Linked DNA regions of Homo sapiens: region 1 is linked to region 2. A link is an interaction called in ENCODE POLR2A ChIA-PET data of the cell type or tissue named here. Cell type or tissue: PC-9. All regions are shown on one strand. Each heading gives the region's core, and the rest is flanking DNA. Links, peaks and the distances in the headings are about the cores only. Region 1 overlaps FAM47E-STBD1 (FAM47E-STBD1 readthrough). Region 2 overlaps LOC105377286 (a long non-coding RNA gene).

Region 1 (9,595 bases), core at 3,556-8,555, 59 kb before region 2:
AACAATGATATGCCATTTTACATCCATCAGAGAGACAAATATTAGAAAGAAGTTGTGTGGTGCTGCTGTTGGGAGAGCCAACAGGTACAAACACTCTGGAAGAGTGTTGTGAAGCTAAGTATGCACATAGCCAATGGCTGTGCAATCCCACTCCTCAACATGTAGGCCCAGGGAAAAATGTGCACAAGACTATAAGGGACATACAGTGTTACTTGGGCCAACGGCAAGTTCAAAGCCCCTGGCTGTTCATCATAGGGTAATAACTAAATAAAATGCGATAGATGCCTATGAAATACTATGCGGTAGTTAGAACAATGAACAAGATCTAGACATAATGTAATTAAATCTTAAATACATAATGGTGACTAGAAAGGCAAGAAACAATGACTTACAGTACAATAATATTTATGCAAGTTGAAAATACATAAACACTCAAAATAGCACTACTGAGGCTTCAAAGATACATGCATATTTAGGAACAATTCTTAACACATTAAAGGAAGTGGTTTGGTGGGCAAAAGTATAGGAATAGGAGTTGGGATAAAAGGAGAATGAATAAATAAACAAAGAGGTCCAGGGTGGGGTCTGGATTCTGCTTTCCTAACAAGCTGCCAGTTGATACTGGTCTGTTGGCCTCACTGTAAGTAGCAAAGAGACTAAGGAGTAAGGTGAACTCAAACCTTGCAGGCTTAAAGAGGAAGTGAGGAAGAATGGAGGGAAATATGAGGGAGGAAGGAAGAGGAGAACAGGCAAGTTTTGAAGGGTGGAGTCAGGGAGAGTCCAGGGCAGGGGCAGCGGGCCCGGCACACAGAAAAGGGAAGAGCCCATGGGTGCCATTGGCAATCTCTGCTTCCTCCAGTCAGACCTGCCGGACCACGCCATGCACTCCAGCTCCTCACACAATTAGATACAATTCAAATAATTGTAATCATGAGTGAAAGACTCCCAATTCCCACCAGGTGCACACTGTTACTAGAGAGAATGTAAGCCAAATTTCTCCTCAGAGAGATCCTCCCCAACCAAAGTTGGCCCTTGCCCTCACTTCCGCAGGCCTGCCCCCTGCTGTTCTCCATCCCTGCACCCCATTAATTGCCCATGTCACTCTCCATATTATCTTCTTTGATTAAAGGTGTGTTTCCCTCACTGGATTGTAAGCTCACAAGGGCAGGGAATTTATAGTTTTCTCCCAGTGACCTATAGGGTGCCTAGTGTCCTACACGGTAGAGGCTCAAAATATGTATTTATTGAGTGAATGAATAAATGAATATCAAGAATGGTCAAGCACTAGCATGTACCACCAAAATATAGGCTGTAAATGTCCAAGAGATTTTTTTAAAAGCATTGACAGTTATCTTCTTGGGAGAGAATGAGGTAGATTAGACCAGGACAGATCTAGCAAAGCCACCATGAGGGCAAAGTTTGGGGTGTCCCTTTATCTCGTTTCTTGTCTTCTTCCTCTTTTTGGTATTATTCTTTTTTTTTTTTTTTTTGTGAGACAAAGTCTCACTCTGTTGCCCACACTGGAGTGCGGTTGGCACAATCTCGGCTCACTGCAACCTCCGCCTTCTGGGTTCAAGTGATTCTCCTGCTTCAGCCTCCTGAGTAGCTGGGATTACAGGCATGTGCCACCACACCTGGCTAATTTTTGTATTTTTAGTAGAGACGGGGTTTCACCATGTTGGTCAGGCTGGTCTCAAACTCCTGACCTTGTGACCCGCCCGCCTCAGCCTCCCAAAGTGCTGGGATTACAGGTGTGAGCCACTGCACCTGGCCTCAGTATTATTCTTTAACTGCTTTCTGATTCCACCCATCCACCCAACCACGGAACTGTAAATATTGTTATCTGTGAACATTTGTCAAAAAGAAAGTTGATGTGTCACCAGTACCTTACAGTGAACTTGTTTGATATTTTAAAATCAGTTTAGAGGGAGGACAAACTAAAATAATGCATTTTTTTATTGATATGTCATATTTGTACATTTTTATGGGGTACATGTGGTATTTGTTACATGCACAGAATGTGTAATGATCAAGTCAGGGTATTTAGAGTATCCATCATTCTATGTGTTGGGAACATTTCAAGTCCTCTCTTCTAGGTATTTTGAAATATATAGTACTTTGTTACTCTGGCGTCAAATATTACAATTAATTCCTTCTATCTAACTGTCTGTATTAACCAACCAACCTCTCTCTTTATTCCTCCCCCACCCCCTACACACCCTTCCCTGCCTCTGGTAACTATCATTTTGCCCTCTACCTCCACGAGGTCAACTTTTTTAGCTCCCAGATATGAATGAGAACATGCAATATTTGTCTTCCTGTGCTTGGCTTATTTCACGTAATATAATATCCTCCAGTTTCATCTATGTTGTTGCAAATGACAAGATTTCATTCTATAGCCAACTTAGATTTCATTATGTATTTGTAAACTATTCATCCAACAAGGGACAAATATCCAAAATATACAAGTAACTCAACAGCAAAAGAACTAATAATCCCATTAAAAAGTGGGCAAATAATGCATTTCTAATGTAAGAATTTTATACCCTGCACACCTACCTTGGAGGGTGATGGGGGAAAGCAGGGCTTCCCCACCTCTTCTAACCAGAATGTGTAATACTGCCTATTCTGCCCACAGTGAAAGCAGGCCCTGTGAGCACACCATTGCTCATGCCCCAGGAGAAAATTGAGCTAAGTCACAAAGAAATGCAATAGACCAAATTCATTTTTAAATGTTCATTTTTAAAAATGTTCACCAATGATAAAAATAAATTCAAATATAAACAATATATTTTAATAGGGAAAAAATTCAACCTTTTTGGAGGCAACTTAGCACTCTATATCCAAAAACCTTAAAGAACAAGACAGAATAAACAACTATGTGAGTGTGTGTGTGTGTGTGTGTGTGTGTGTGTGTGTGTAGCTGCATGTACATATATCCTTTGACATAGCAATTCAACTTCTGGGAATTTTGGGTGAGTAGAGGCCAGAGGTGATACTAAATATTCTACAAAGCACAGAACAGTCCCTCACAACAAAGAATAATAAGAAAAATTCGATCCAAAACATCAATATTGCCTGGGCTGAGAAAATCTGCACCAGAGCATGTGATCTCAGGGAAAGCAAAGAGGGAACACAATGCCTTTTACAGTCTAGTTTTGGAATCACACATCGCTACTTCTGCTACATTCTATTCTTTAGAAATAAGCCACTAAGCACAGCCCACACTCAAGAAAAGCAGAATCAAGCTTCATCTTTTGAAGGAAAGAGTATCACAGAATTTGTGAACATATTTTAAGACAAGACCAATCTGTCCTCTAGCCACAAATTACTTACATTCTTTTCATATGTAAAATATACTTACCCCCACAGCCCCACCCTTACAAAATCCTCCCATAACCCCTTTACAGCATCAGTTTGGAATCCAGAATGTTAGAATCTGAATCAGGCCCAGGTACAGATGAAACTGCTTAGATGTACTTCCTAAGTACAATTATTCTAATGCATTTCCTTTCAATCTGAAGACAGAAAGGTATATGCCTATCCCTCCCACCCCCACCCTCTGTAACATCACCCAACATATAATAGTAGAACAGACACAATATAATCACCATATACAATCATATTCCAAAAATAGGAGAAAAATAGAGGCATACAGGAGTCACTGCTCCATGGCAATTCTGTAAAGCAGCCAAGGAAATTGTAGAAGGTCCTCAATTAGAACTTTGTTCAACTAGGAATAATTCTGCATGGCCTTTGTTTCCACTTTCTTGGTTATGTCCTCTGAGTCATCTGTTCTATAATGGAAGCACATATGTGTAGCTGAGAAGTTCTCTCAGTCTGCTTTCTGCCAGTAGAACTATGGAGATCCAGAGGCCTCTTTTCATTTCATACTGTCTTTGTCCCTTTTAGTCCAAGCTGGCAGTTTTTATTCCAATACAATTCTTTGAAAAACTTTACAGATTTCCTGTGACTCTTATTGGGTCCATGCCATTTTTCAAAAGCCAAATCTACAAATCAATTCAAGATAAGCCCTTCTCTACCATGGGCTTCTGGTGAAGAACAACATCTTCAGCTTCTTAGAAGCTTTATTTGTTTGATCAAAAGAAACTGTAGCACACCTAAGAAAATTTTAGGGAGCCTTTTGTCTAGTTGAACAGTACGCTGAGGCAACACCTTTTATCTTTCTGAGGTCTTAACAAAGGATTTAACAGTTACATCCTTACATCCTTGGAGTCTTCTTTAGACCATGTTTTCCTGGCAATGTCCTGGATTTTGTCTTTGCCCCATATCATTCCTTAATTTAAACATTATCTGCTATCCAAGAGGCTAGACATTTCGAAACCATAAAATCCTGGTTCCTCTTTTTAAGCTGTCCTGCTTTAGCTTATCTATTTCTTCTTGCATTTTGCTGTAAGCAGCAAATGAAAACCAGGCAGTATCTTCAACATTCTGTATGAAAATCTCCTTCGTTAGATCATCCAGCTCATCAGCTGCCTTTTCTACATTCCATGTGGGCTAAACTTTTTGCTATTTCATAACAAGGAGACTGTTTCTCCCACTTTCCAATAACATTACCTCATTTTCCTACAAGCTGTCACCTCCTCAAAGGCTTCTACTAACAGTGTTTTTAAGGCCCTTGAAGCTTTTACTAACAGTCTTCTCAAAATTTTCCAGCTTCCACCCCACTACCCAGTTCTTCTCCCTCCCACACTTTAGGTTCTTGTTATAGCAGCACTCCACTTCCAGGTAACAAAATCTATATTAGTTACCTATTACTGCTTAACAAATAAATCTTAAGCTTAATGGCTTAAAACAACAAACATTATAGTGGTTTTTGTGATTCAAGAATTCAAGAGCAACTTTGTGGTTCTGGCTCAGGACCTCCCGTAAGACTACAGTCAGGATGTCAGCAGGGGTTGCAGTCTCATCTGAAGACTTACTAGGGACTGGAGGATCCACTTCCTAGATGGCTTGCCCCATGGCTGCTAGAAGAAGGCTTTAGTTCCTTGCTATGTGGGCCTCTCCATAGACAACTTTAGTGTCCTCACAACATGGCAGCTAGACACTCCCAGAGCAGATGATCCAAGTGAGAACAAGAAGGAAGCCACAATTTCACCTGATGTGATTGGGACTCAGAAATCAGGCATCATCACCTTTCCCACATTGTCTTCATTAGAAGCAAGTCGCTAAGTACAGCCCACTAACTACAGTCACTAACTACACTTGAGTGGAGGGAATTAGACACCACATTTTGAAAAAGTATCAAATAATTTGTGGACTTTTTTTTTTTTTTTTGAAACAGAGTCTTGCTCTGTCGCCCAGGCTGGAGTGCAGTGGTGTTATCTCGGCTCACTGCAAGCTCTGCCTCCTGGGTTCAGGACATTCTCCTGCCTCAGCCTCCCGAGTAGCTGGGACTACAGTTGCCTGCCACCATGCCCAGCTAATTTTTTGTATTTTTTAGTAGAGATGGAGTTTCACCGTGTTAGCCAGGATGGTCTTGATCGCCTGACCTCATGATCCACCCGCCTTTGGCACACCAAAGTGCTGGGATTACAGGTGTGAGCCACCAGCCTGGCCAATTTGTGGACATATTTTAAAACAAACACAAATCCCCAAATCAGGGGCTCTTTGGAATTTTCTAAAGAAATATGTCTTGAAACTGTTGAACTGGGAGAGAGAGAGATAATTGACTGTTTAGTTTGCTAAGTTAAGACATCATTTGAATTCACAGGTTTTTAGGATACCTTATGTGAAGCTAGAACATTGTTTGGAAAAAGTGAGACCCTGAATCCTGAAATGGGAACATATGGGAAGATACGGTGGGCTCCAAGTACCCTAAACTCCCAACCCTATGAAAATATGCTACTCAGATCATCTGCTGCAGAGAGCATCATTGGCTGGTGGACCAAATTGCTGCCTCCCTGGATCCTCCACCCTCACACTGAGGCCATGCTTCTCATGGGCTACCCCTAACCAATGACTGAGCATGCCAGAAGCACCAAGGTAGTCCCATTCTGGCAAGAAGTGAAACTCCTCCTCTAGGCAACTTCAACTTGAGGACTTCCTGCTGGACTGGCGAAACCTTTATTTGAATTGTGCTACAGTCCAAGATTCTTCTTACACCAATCTTCTTTCCTTCCCTTATTCCTTCCACAGATATCAGACAGGCATCACAGTCTAAAGCTCTCTCTATCTTTTCCCATTCCTTCCTTCAGTAAAGCTCAAGAACATCTATTCCCATCTTGCCATTGCTTCTTGGCACACCTGAATTAATGCAGCCTTCCTCGTCAGAGAAAATCTCCCTTCATGATGAGGCTTTTTCCATCTTTCATGAAGACTCTGTAATGTTATTCTTTGTGGGAGTAACCTTACTGGAGGTAGGGGAAAACAATTCTCTTCATTCTTTGCTCCTAACATCCCTCATTGCCTTGAATTCTATAGTCAATAAGGTGCTAGAGACAGGTTGTACCAACTCACAAAGGTCAACTGACAAATTTTCAAGAATTTAGTGAGCTGATTGCTAAACACAACCATTATTAAAACAAATTATATATACTTACAGTTAAATAAATGATGTGAAAAACAAAGATAATTACAAACTCATCACTTCCTAGTTGACAGCTTTTTATTATTATCTATGCTGCTCAGATTATTTATATGTATTATAACTGGGTGTTGGAAATACTCTATAATGGTGTGTCTTTGAATTTTGGAGACCAGATTTAGACATGCTGTTTCAGCTAGTTTTTTTAATAATCTGAGAGGTTGCCAATTTTGAGTGCAGCCTGAAGCAAGAGTATGCTTTCTCACTGGTCCAGGAAGCTCTGTCTTCTGATCCAGTGGATCCAATGTTATTGAAATGCCTGTGGCAGACAGGGCTGCTGAATGGAGCTTTGGAACATCCAGCACAGGCTCTGAGAGTTTTGCAGCCAAGCCACGGATTCTGTGGCATGTAACTTTTCTCCTTTTGAGAAACAGATTTTGGCTTGTTGCTGAGCACTGGTAAATACAGCAGCCTAATCTCATGGCTAGCACTCATCATAAGCTGGGGACTATCTGATTCACCACGCCATAAAGTCAGCTAACATTTAGTGTGTGTGCACAGTGTGCCAAGCTCTGCTCTAAGTACTTTACTTGCAACATTTCCTTTAATCCTCACCACATTTCTGGGAAATAGTACTGTTATTGTAATCATCCCTATTTTAGATGAGAAAATTGAAGCAGAGAGAGGATAAAAGCAATTTGACCATAGTCATATATCTAATAAGTGGCAGGACTTGGTTAGAACACAGGCCCCCTGGCTTCAAAGTACACATATTAAATTACCAAATTGTATTGCTTCTTATGATCAAGTGAAAGTTTCCTACATAAGATTGGGCTTGAGCAGAAATTGAAGACACAACAAATTGCATGGTGTTCCCACTCCTACCACATTACCATTTTTTCCTCAGCCTACACCTCTGACTTCATGGTATGTTCTCTAAGTCCAACTGACTAGACAGCAACCAGCACAATATGACAGCACCAGCCACAAGTAGACTACAGCAACATTATAGGCCAACTTGAGGGTGACCCTGAAGATCAACAAAGAGGAATCTTCCAGAAGGCAGAATTTTAAGCATTTTATCTTGCTGACCACTTTGTCTGAAAGGAGAAATGGTATGAGGCACAGATATCACCAGTTAATGGTCATTAGCTGACGGTGTAGCTCAGCAGCCAAGACATGGAAGGATCAAGAATGCAAGTCTGGTGACAAAGATGTTCAGAGGAAGAGGTATCTATGGGATCTCTGAGAATGAATCCAGAGTATGAGGATATTTGGTTCTTTGTGAATGCCACCCAAAGGCCCCCACTGGAGAGGAAGTGCTCAATAGTCAAGAGAAGAGGTTGACCTGGCTCCTGCATGCCAACTCTCTCCTTTCTGCAGGCACTCCAGTGTTGCCCAATGAGCGAAGTAGGCATAGTAGCAGAATCACAGGCTACACGGGGGTTTAGCAACTTGGATTTCCCTCATCAAACCTGATCTGGCCACTGCTTCTGTTAAATATTTATTTGTCCAGGAAATAAAACTAAAGTCCCTGATGTGAATTAGGTTTGAATGGAACAAAGCCAGGAACAATGTGCCTGGGGAAAGAAGTGGATTCCCTCCAGACTACCACTTCCCGTAGCCTCTGCTGCTCAGCACCTGAAAGCCAGACTGGCTTGCAGAGGATCAGCTCTCCCCTTGGTGCTCCCTTGGACTTCCAAACATGTGGGCACTTTAATGAGTTGAAACATTAAGAGAGTTTGGGAAATGCAGCCATTAGTTTTCCAGCCTCTACAGTAGGAAGGCAAGCTAGAAGGAGGTCATAATGGTCGTTGAATGAGTGGGTTCAAAGAATGTCCCAGACCTCTTCCATTATCATGAAAGGGGCAGTAATTTATCTTTACTGGAATAGTAACTTATTCTGGATTGGGATTTGCTGACCCTGCCTAACAAATTTCTGCCCACACCAACATTCATTATTTATTCTGCACCAGCAACCAATATATGCTGTTTTTCCCATATTCAGCATACATGGGTGTAGCATCAGGAGGAGCACCTCCTTCAGAACCACTTGCAAAACTGTTACTTCTTAGCCCCATGAACTGGGCTCTGGTGATTTAAAAGCTTGAGACAAGGTGTCTATCAGTAGAAAAAAAATAATAGTTCCATTGAATTAGAATCTGAGACTGCCACCTGGTCATTGTATGGACTCTTCATGATCCCTGAAGAACAAGAAAAGGAGAGAACTATATGAATCATCAACAGCAAGTGAAAACTGATTGACAGTAGAGTCATGGAAATCAAAGGACCCCTTGGAGTTCTACCTAGTGTTGTCATGTCTACTAATAAAAATGTCCTGGCTGGTCAGGACCAGCAAGACTCAGGCGCTTTGTGAATAAAGGTTTAGGTCACTCTCTTAAATATTTTGTAACAGTTAAGGGACTAGCCAAAGGTGAAAAGAATGTGAAATGGGAAGTGGAGAAGGGAAATTATATATAGGAACTATGGCCTCTTGACCAGTTGTAGAAATGAACACTGTTGCATCTATCTGCATTTTCTTCCATGTCATGTATATGCCATTTTTTTAAGTTTCTTCCTCTTGTCTCTTTCTCCACAAAGGGTGTGTTATTGGTGATCAAATTTACTATGTAGTCAGTTCAGCATACAGATTACTGAGATGAGGTCATCACAGACCCAGAGGATGAAATGCCAGCCCCCAGGGATTTTGTATTTGAAGGCAAATGCAGTAATGGATACAACTTTGAACTCATCACTTTTGAGAACATGATTGTGTCCTCTTCTGCAGGAGGGATGGTTGTATTAATTAGAAAAAAGGTTTTTTTGTTTGTTTGTTTCTTATGCTTTTTTCTTTATGAAAAAAGTAGATATTGATATTGGGCATTCAAGAGGCTAGTCATCTGAACTCCATATTCTAAGAGGCACCTGAACCCCCTGACCTATGGGGGCAGAGTCCCCTTACACTGTAGGAGCTAGAAATGCCATATACTACTTTTCTTTGCCTACTTCACTCATAGGCATGGATCTGGCTCCGCCAGTCAAGTGCCT
Region 2 (9,595 bases), core at 1,502-6,501:
GAGTAAAAAAGGCAACCCACAGAATGGGAGAAAATATTTGAAAATCATCTCTAATAAGGGATTAATATCCAGAATATAGAGAAAACTCCTAAAACTCAACAACAACAAAAAACAACATGATTTAAAAATGAGCAAAGGACTTGAATAGACATTTCTCCAAGAAGATATACAAATGGCCAGTAAGTACATGAAATGATGCTCAACATCATGAATAATTAGGGAAATACAGATCAAAATAACAATGAGATACCACCCCACCCTTATTAGGATGGCTACTATTTAAAAAATAATAATTATTATAAGTGTTGGCAAGGATGTGGAGAAATTGGAACCCTTATGCACTGTTGGTGGGAATGTAAAAGGGCACCACCAGTGTAAAATGGTGGTTCTTTAAAAACTAAAAGTAGAATTACCATATGACCCAGCATTTCCACTGCTGAATATATACACAAAAGAAGTGATAGCAGTATCAAAGAGATATCTGTACATCTGTGTTTATAGCAGCATTATTCACAGTAGTTAAAATGTGGAAGCAGACCAAGTGACTATTGGTGGATGACTGAATAAGCAAAATGTGGTAAACACATACAATGGCATATTATTCAGCCTTAAATAGGAAGGAAATTTTGATATATGGTATAACATGGATGAATCTTGAGGACATTATGTTAAGTGAAATGAGACAATAACAAAAAGGCAAATACTGTATTATTCCACCTATATGAGGTACTTAGAGTAGTCAAATGGTGGTTGCCTGGGGCTGAGCAGAGGGAAGAATGGGAGTTATTGCTTAATGAATACAGTTTTGCAAGATGGAAAGACTTCTGGAGATGGGTAGTGGTGATGGCAGCACAACAATATGATTGTACTTAATGCCACTCTACTGTACACTTAAAAATGATTAAGATAGTAAATTTTGTGTTATGTATGTTTTACCACAATTAAAAATTGTGGTAAATAAACAATAAAGTTTTTTTAAATGTTGTCTCTGTACCTAACATGACTAAGCACCCTCCTATTCTCCTTCCCATCACATCTCTCCTAGATTATCTTGGGCATCTGAACCTAAGCAGGTGCAATAGTTTCATTTGATTGCCCCCTTTAAGTCCGCTCCTTGTTGGACTCATAGTTACCTTTACCTGCTTACTTCTTGATGATCACTGGGCTGAGCTAGGAATTCTGCCTACTGCTAGTTCCTGTGCTAAAGATAAATGTAGTATGAGGAAACAAACTCACCAGCACCCTGGCAGGATCCTTCAGCCAGCCCACAGAGCAGTTGTTGCCCATTTGTCTTGGAAACTACACACTCATATTTTTAGAAAGGGACAAACAGTTTCCCTGAGCTAGATCAAAATTCAACAGGGAAGCGGAGGTAGAGAAAACCCCGTTCCTAGCTCCTGAAGACTGTGAACCAGACTTGGAAACGCCAGGCTAACCCAAAGTAACCTGGGAACATTCAGCCTGACCTGGGTCAACCGTGATACAAAGGAATATTTAGAGTCTTGGCAGGAAGAGACCTGATAATTCCATAGCCTTCCTTATGGATCATGGCTCCCCATTAGACACAGAATAAATTCAGATTCTTCAAGCTGGTATTCAAAGCCTCCCGGGTCTGGCCTGCTCACCTATCTTCCCTTATTTCCCAATCCTTCTCCTCTCTATATCATTACAGGGCTACACTGCAAACTCAACTATGGGTCTGATATAGTTTGGACAAATGTCCCCACCCAAATCTCATGTTGAATTGTAATCCCCTGTGTTGGAGGTGGGGCCTGATGGGAGGTGATTGGATCACGGGGGTGGATTTCTCAGGAATGATTTAGCCCCAGCCCCTTGGTGCAGTTCTTGTTATAGTGAGTGAGTTCTTGTGAGATCTAGTTGTTTAAAAGTGTGTATCACTTCTCTCCTTCCTCTCTCTTGCTCCTGCTCTGGCCATGTGATGTGCCTGCTCCCCCTTCACCTTCTGTCATGACTGTGAGTTTCCTGAGGCCTCCCCAGAAGCTAAGCAGATGCCAGCATCATGCTTCCTGTGCAGCCTGTGGAACCATGAGCCATTAAACCTCTTTTCTTTAGAAATTACCCAGTCTCAGTTATTTCTTTATAGCAACGTGAGAATGGACTAACACAGGGTCCAAACTCCTTGGTTTGTCCTCAGAATGACTGTACTTTATGCTCTGTGATACTAATGATACATGGAGCTGGATTGGGACAGACAGACATCAAAAGGACTAAAATTAACTCTGAGTCCTATATACCTTCACTGTTTTTCATACTATCTCAAGCCAACTTTTACCTTGTAAACCAAAAAAAAAACAAACAAACAAACAAAAAAAAAAAAACTCTAAGGCCCCTCAACCATCTGAATGGACTTTCTCAGCCAGGGCACTTTTAAAATTAAACCTGAGGCATGATGGGAAGTGGGGTTGGGCATACCTCATTATACCTTTCCAGCATTAACATCAACACAGACTTTAAATCTGATAAGAAACATTTTATGGCCAGGCGCGGTGGCTCACACCTGTAAGCCCAGCACTTTGGGAGGCCGGGGCGGGTGGATCACGAGGTCAGGAGATCGAGACCATCCTGCCTAACACGGTGAAACCTCGTCTCTACTAAAAATACAAAAAATTAGCCGGGCGTGGTGACAGGCGCCTGTAGTCCCAGCTACTCAGGAGGCTGAGGCAGGAGAATGGCATGAACCTGGGAGACGGAGCTTGCAGTGAGCCGAGATCATGCCACTGCACTCCAGCCTGGGTGACACAGTGAGACTCTATCTCAAAAAAAAAAAAAAAAGAAAGAAAAGAAACATATTTTACAACCTATTCTCTCTGAAGCCTACTACCTGAAGGCTTCCTCTGCAAATAAGAACTTTAGTCTCCACAATCCTTTGTCTTAACCCAGACATTTCCTTTCTGCTGATCCCAGGTCTTTAAATTCAACCAATTGTCAACCAGAAAATTTTTAAACCCACCTATAAGAAGCCCCTGACCCCCACCCCACCCCCCACCACCCTACCCCACCACTTTCAGTTGTCTTACCTTTCTGGACCAAACCAATGTATTTCTTAAATGTATTTGATTGAAGTCTCATGTCTCTCTAATGTGTAAATGTCTCCCTAAAATGTTCTAAGCTGCACCCCAACCACCTTGGGCACATGTTCTCAGGATCTCCTGAGGGCTGGGTTATAGGCCACGGTCACTCATATTTGGCTCAGAATAAATCTCTTCAAATATTCTACAGAGTTTGACTCTTTTCATCAACAACCCAGATGTGGGTTCTATCAGGGTGCTGCAGTTTCTATCCTGTGTTTTTCACAGATCACCTTTGATCATCTCATTATTTGAAATAAATACAATATGAAAAAGTTTCAGACTTGGTCAAAGTCCAAAGACATCTTGATTGCTACAAAAGCAAAGGAACCTAGATAATTGAGCTTATACTGGAGTGAATCATTTAACATCTGTTTGTTTTCATTATTTTCCTTTAACATTCTTGTGAGAACTATAAAGTGACTTAAACCTGAATAACCAGTTTGACAGGTTTCTGTTGGGTGGGGACAACTAAAAAAAAACACAAAAAATGTTCTTTAATCTCTCCAAGCCACTTTTGATATGTAAAAAATTCAAACCAGTTGTTATACTTTGCTCTGGTGCCACAGTTATAAAAGACAGGTAAGAGCATAACATTGGCACCAGTCTGCCAGGAACGAATCCTGGCTCTACTGTTTACTAGCTATGCAACCTTGGGAAAGTTATCTAACTTCTCTGTGCCTTGGTGTCCCATCTGCTAAAATGATGATAATAATAGCACTTACCTCATCAGATTGTGAGAGGATTAAATTGATTATCACATATAAACTGCTTAGAACATGCCTAGCATGTAGTTAAGCTCCCAGTAAATATTAGCGTTACAATGCAGAGGATTTCTGAAATGGGGAATCGATCTAGAACTAGTCAATGAATTTGTGAGTCTCCTTTGTGAAACAGCAGCATATGGTCTTAAGTTGGTAATATGAGAATGAAAAACACCTTCTCTTCTCTTAACAGGTTGATCTCTCTTGAGCCCTTAACTGGGAATCCCTATCTGTGCTTAGTTCCTAGCTTCATGATCTTGGACAAGTTAATTATTATCTGAGATTTTTCCAGGTTTTTTTTCAAATGTAAAATGGGGATAATAATTCCTACCTCCCACAGTTGTAAAGGAGGTAAAATATGGAGAGTGCCTACTGCTGTCCCTGGCATAGGAGGCTTCTCTTCCTAACTCCTTCTAATCCCCACCTTAATTTTAGTGAGGACAGGTAGCTTAGAATTATATTTTAAAATATATTTCCCAAAATGAAACTTATTTCTATTTTATTTATTTATTTATTTTTTGAGACGGAGTCTCGCTCTATCGTCCAGGCTGGAGTGCAGCGGTGCGATCTCGGCTCACTGCAAGCTCCGCCTCCCGGGGTCACGCCATTCTCCTGCCTCAGTCTCCCGAGTACCTGGGACTACAGAAGCCCGCCACCACGCCCGGCTAATTTTTTGTATTTTTTAGTAGGGACGGGTTTTCACCGTGTTAGCCATGATGGTCTCTATCTCCTGACCTCGTGATCTGCCCGCCTCGGCCTCCCAGAGTGCTGGGATTACAGGTGTGAGCCACCGCGACCGGCCAATTTATTTTTATGTTTATTTTTCAGGAGGGAGGATGGCTGCTGGTCCCCACCCTGTCCCTACTATCTTACTTTAATTTTACTATTTAAATCAGGCAAAGAAAAATTTTTTTTGAGAGACAGAGTCTTGCTCTATTGCCCAGGCTAGAATGCAGTGGCACAATCCTAGCTGGCTGCATCACTGCAGCCTCAAACTCCTGGGCTCAACTTCTCTTCCCACCTGGGTGTCTTGAGTACCTAGAACTACAGGAACACACCGCCATGGCCGGCTAACATTTTTTTTCCTTCCATAGAGATAAAGGTGTCACTATATTGCCCGATCAGGTCTTGAATTCCTGGCTTTAAGTGATCCTCTCAACTTGGCCTGCCAAAGTGCTGGTGAGACAGCCAGGTGGGAGGGGGTCCCCGGAAAAACTCCAACCAACCTGCGCCCTGGGGTGGAGTCTCGGGAAGTTCACGCTGTTTGCAGCGGGGAGGAGCCTGGCCGCCTCACTTCCTGTGTGGAACCTAGGATTCCAACCGTAAAGCAGGAAGCATTCTAGCAGGGACTCTGGCCTAGCAAGAGTCCCTGTTTCTTCCTTTTCTTCCTTTTCACCCAGTACAATTCTGTCTTACCATTCAAATTGTCTGCAAGCCTGAATTTTTGTGGCCATGGGACAAAGAATGCCATCTTTAGCTTCACAAAGGAAAAGTCCTGCAACATTTTTGACCCCCAACATGGGGCTCAAGAAGCGGTGAGTGAAATGACTCAAAACCTCTCACTGTTGCTCCTAAGCCTTTTCATCCTCAGACTTCTGAGAGTGGGGGAAATCATGCCCACACCCCCGCATTGCTCCCCAGCCTTTTCATGGCCTTTTCTTTCCTTTTTCGGGATGGACCAGTGAGCAGCGGCTCCCCTCCACCCTCCCCTCCCTGCCTGGGCTGAGACACATGGCCCAAGGTGCCGCGGGCAGCTGGCTGGTGTTTTCTGCCACACACCCTGGGCCTGAAAGGCCATCTCTGACCCGCAGCAATTAAACTTGTCTCCCTGGTGAAGGAACCACTTGAATAAGAATAAGAGGTTCTTCCCCAGGCATTTTTTAAACTTTTTTTCTTTCCTCTTCTTCACCCCATCAGTAGTAACTTTTAAAGTTCTTTTCCTTTTAGAAGATGCTTTACTAAACCAAGCCCCCCCCAACCAACTATCTCTGTTTGTATTATCTGCAAAGTTTTGGTTCTGAAATGAAGCCTTCATCTGGTTTTACATATTGGGGGCACTGCCTGTAACTGCTTGATAGGGCTTTGTTCAGCAATCCTGCCTTAGGGGATGAGCCTGCTGTGGTTGGTATCTGGATGTTTTCCTAGCCCTGTCTCTTAAAGAACCCCACCCGGGGACTGGGTTTTCTCCTGCCTGGCTGTTATATGTGTGTGTTATATGCTTGTCAGTTACATATGTGTGTGTGTGTGTGTGCGTGTGTGTGTGTGATGTCTGTAAAAAGAGCTCTAATTAATTTGGCCTAAAGAAAGACAAGTGCTCAGATCTAATATTTTTTTAAGGGAAGATAAAAGCTGTGATGCCTTTCAGTTCACGCGACTTTAATCTTTGAGAAATAAAAGCAACCTTAAAGATTATTGGTAAAAACAGATGTCATTAAAATGTAAATAGGTGGGCTGCATAATGCAGGTCAGATGCAAGGTTTGCTAAATGTTTTAAGGTTACAAACTGCTTTTTGGGTTTTGAGAAATATGACTTGCTGGCTTCACAGCTGGTAAGGCCTGGGGACACATGGAACTAACCACACCCTTAATTAAGAAGGCAAAACTTGGCTGCAGTTAGCACACAATTAGAACAACTTACCAGGTTTTAAATTAACGTTAAAAATTCTAGGAGTTACCATTACAACATGTAATTGAGACTACTGGAAATAGATTTACATGCAAGGTGTGTAAGAACGGTAAAATGTGGTTTTTTAGTAAAAGGTTATAAGGAAGCATGGAAATGTAAATTTTTGCCTAGGGTTAAAGGATTGTTTTGAGTTAGATAGGAAAAGCTGAAGGTTCAAACAACTGGTGCAAGAATTATGGAAATTAATCTTGCAGAAGAGGTTCTCTGTGACCATGTTAACTAAATTCAAAAGGGTTATTAAAGGTTTTTGCTGCTTTAAAATTTCTGAGTCATCATTTTGGCAAAATTGTTTATAGTAATCTGGAACACTATTTCATAATATCAAATGTTTTAAACATATTTAACAGCCTTCCAAAAATCAAACTTAAGTTTCATAATTGTCTTTTCTGATACCTGGCTTTTAGATAGTCCAGAGGGCCCCTGAAACATCCAGAAAAGAGAGGCAAACGAGATGATTTGACATGTCTAGGTAAATGAAATTGTCATAATGATGTTCAATCTTGTTTAGGTTATATTTTTGTGAGTAATATTAATACATGTTCCAAAACTGTATGGGACTTTCTAAAATTCTAATGTCTAAGTTATGCTACCAATCATAATTAAGGTTGTTATGTTAACTTATTGTAAACCACAGAGAAAACCAAACTCCTTTGTCAATTGTGTTTCCAAGTGTAACTACCCTGGACATTTTTGCTATTCAGAGACAATTGTTGTCTTGTTTTAATCCTTTTCAAGAGATGATTTAGAATAAGCCGTAGAACTGTAACAGGTGCTCTCAAATACAGGCTTCTGATAACTTTGGAGATTGTGACATTGGAATAAAGGAAAATGTACAGGACTCATGAAGAGCTGAAATGTTCACGAATATCAACCAAAGCAAGAATTAACTAAATGGACTGAACTCAGAAAACTAAAGCAATCTTTTTGACTTTTGCTTGGAATATTGCTCATCCTTGTTTTGTTTCTCAGAGTCAAGGAAACTTATTTTGAACTATTTATGGCCTTTAATAATTAAGCAAGGTATACTTCTGTAACCAAAATTTGAAGCATGTTTGTTTCTCTCTGCCTGGTTCCTCTAAAATTTGAAAACTATCTGTGAGTATTCATAACTTATGGCAATATAGTTGTTTACATCAGTGCAATAGGAATCCACTTCTCTCTTGCAACGGGACACAATTGGAAAAACTGGTTACTTTACCAAGTCTTTGACTGGAAGGGTATGCTTTCCTTTAAGGAGTCAATCTTGACTTGCAGCGCCAATAAAATCCCAGTGGGGAAACTGGCCTCATACCCTTGTTTACACAGTCCCTGCACAGGGTTCCTATGGTCAGTAAAGAATGCCACTTTTAACAGGTCCAGGAACTCCAAGTTTATCTTGGAACCTTAAGAGGAGAGGATCACCAAACTCACAGGTATTTGAGGATAAACCCATGCCTGGGCTCAGCTTTAAAAGGTCTTATCTGATTCCTTGTGGAACAAACTTCCATCGAAGCCAATCCGAAAGGCCTTTGCGGAAATAATAATTCTTGCTGTACTTTATGCAAATAATCAGGCCAAGTATAAAAATGTAAAGTCTATTTTGCAAACAACTCAGTCCTGTCATGATTTGTTTGTTTGTTTGTTTTTAACAAAAATGAGGACTGGCGAGTGAGAAATCGTGTTTCAAAACCTATCATATATTTGTCATTAAATTCTAAACTCACTAGTTGTTTTTAAGTTTTTACCTACATTTTAAGACTAATCCTACTTGTTCCTGTGAACCAACCGGCAGTCTCCAGCTGCAGCTCAGAAAGAACAAGAGGGATGGGTAATGTGAAAATCTGGATCAACATTCTAATTCTGAGGAATTATCCTGAAAACCCTGCCAGGTGATGGGAATGAATAGGATGCCCATCACTTGGACATTTCCTTTGGGAAAATAAGACCAAGGGAGCTAACAAAAGCCAAGCATCATGCACCCAAATCTTAGCAAGCATAACTATAGCTATCAGTCATCTGGGTGTGTCACAAGACATCCTTTCCTCTCCCTTATTGGAGGAGGACTCAGTTCTACGGTTTCACCTTAGCATGCAGCTTATGATAGGGAGTCCATGCAACTCCCCTGAGACACATTTTTGTTCCAAACTCAATTCCAAGCTTTGGGTCAAAGCCCTAGGAAAGAAAACTGGATCTAAGGGATCCAGAGGTAGACAACAACAGAGGTTAAAAGGCACAGCACAGGTGATCGTGGCTGATTCCTGCCAATTAAGCCATGCCCAAGCTTCCTGTTTGATGGATAAAGGCCACGTTAGTGTCCATGGCATAAATGAGGTCTAGGGAATTCAAGGCTACTGACAATAAGGGAGATAGGGCATATGTGGGTAAGAATGGCAGATTTTCACCCCCTAAACCCCCTGCTTCATGAGTGTAAGTCATTTTAACACCTATGGTGGTGACTGCCAAGGTCGCCTGGACTCGGGGATGGAAGGACAGAAGAGGGAAAGAGGACGCTCTTTCCTCTCTCTCTCACATACCCCAGATATCTGCTAGGAAGAGAAGGGAAGCTTCAAACTGAACTTTATAATAATTTTATTGGGCATAAACTCTCTTGAGCAGAATCCAGGTGTTGAACAGGAACTGCTGCAGAAAGAAGCACAGGAGCCATGGCCCATCGTGTGGGCAGACAGGGAGGGGCAGGTGAGGCCTGAAAGTGATGCTTGCTTTCTCAGCAGGGAAGCTTATAGCCTGGGGCAAGGTCTGAGTTCTCCCTGGGCTTCCTGGAGATTAATTTGCCACTGTTAGGAGGGCACAGAGCGAGCAAGACCAGCCTCACCAGCTGTGTGGGAGTTGAGTTAGGCCTATTGTTACTGGCTTTCCCCCACTTTCTTAGTGAGAGAGGTGGCCATAATCCCCTCTGGAACATAACCCCATTAGCCCAAGAACCACCCAGCATCCCCTACAGTGGCCATAGCAAGCCCTGCCCAAGGAGAGTCTGAGCTCAGACTTGTCTAACCCTGCACCCACCTCATGGTTTTTCTCTACCCATCCCAATAGCCAATCACAAAAGACATAAACTT

Evidence for each region. Peaks named below come from ENCODE experiments on the same cell type or tissue, not always from the same donor. Only the 100,000 strongest peaks of a DNase experiment are listed, where the experiment ranks them.
Region 1: POLR2A ChIA-PET joins it to region 2 with 6 read pairs; 3 of 35 experiments call an interaction of 5 or more read pairs at or near these places.

Annotation. Positions count from the first base shown.
Region 1 is chr4:76,291,370-76,300,964 of GRCh38, reverse strand. All of the region lies in intron 6 of FAM47E-STBD1 (FAM47E-STBD1 readthrough), which reads right to left. Among named protein-coding and RNA genes, the nearest start is that of STBD1, 11 kb to the left of the region's middle. In PC-9, for the core only: no CTCF peak of the experiment used is centred there; no DNase peak of the experiment used is centred there.
Region 2 is chr4:76,230,096-76,239,690 of GRCh38, reverse strand. LOC105377286 (a long non-coding RNA gene) reads left to right here. Exons shown (of 3, transcript XR_938897.4): 3 at 1-985. It also overlaps a transcript of SCARB2 not described here and a transcript of FAM47E not described here. Among named protein-coding and RNA genes, the nearest start is that of FAM47E, 17 kb to the left of the region's middle. RefSeq lists an enhancer at 4,919-5,795. In PC-9, for the core only: no CTCF peak of the experiment used is centred there; a DNase peak (open chromatin) is centred at 3,520; H3K4me3 peaks cover 578 bases; H3K27ac peaks cover 1,337 bases.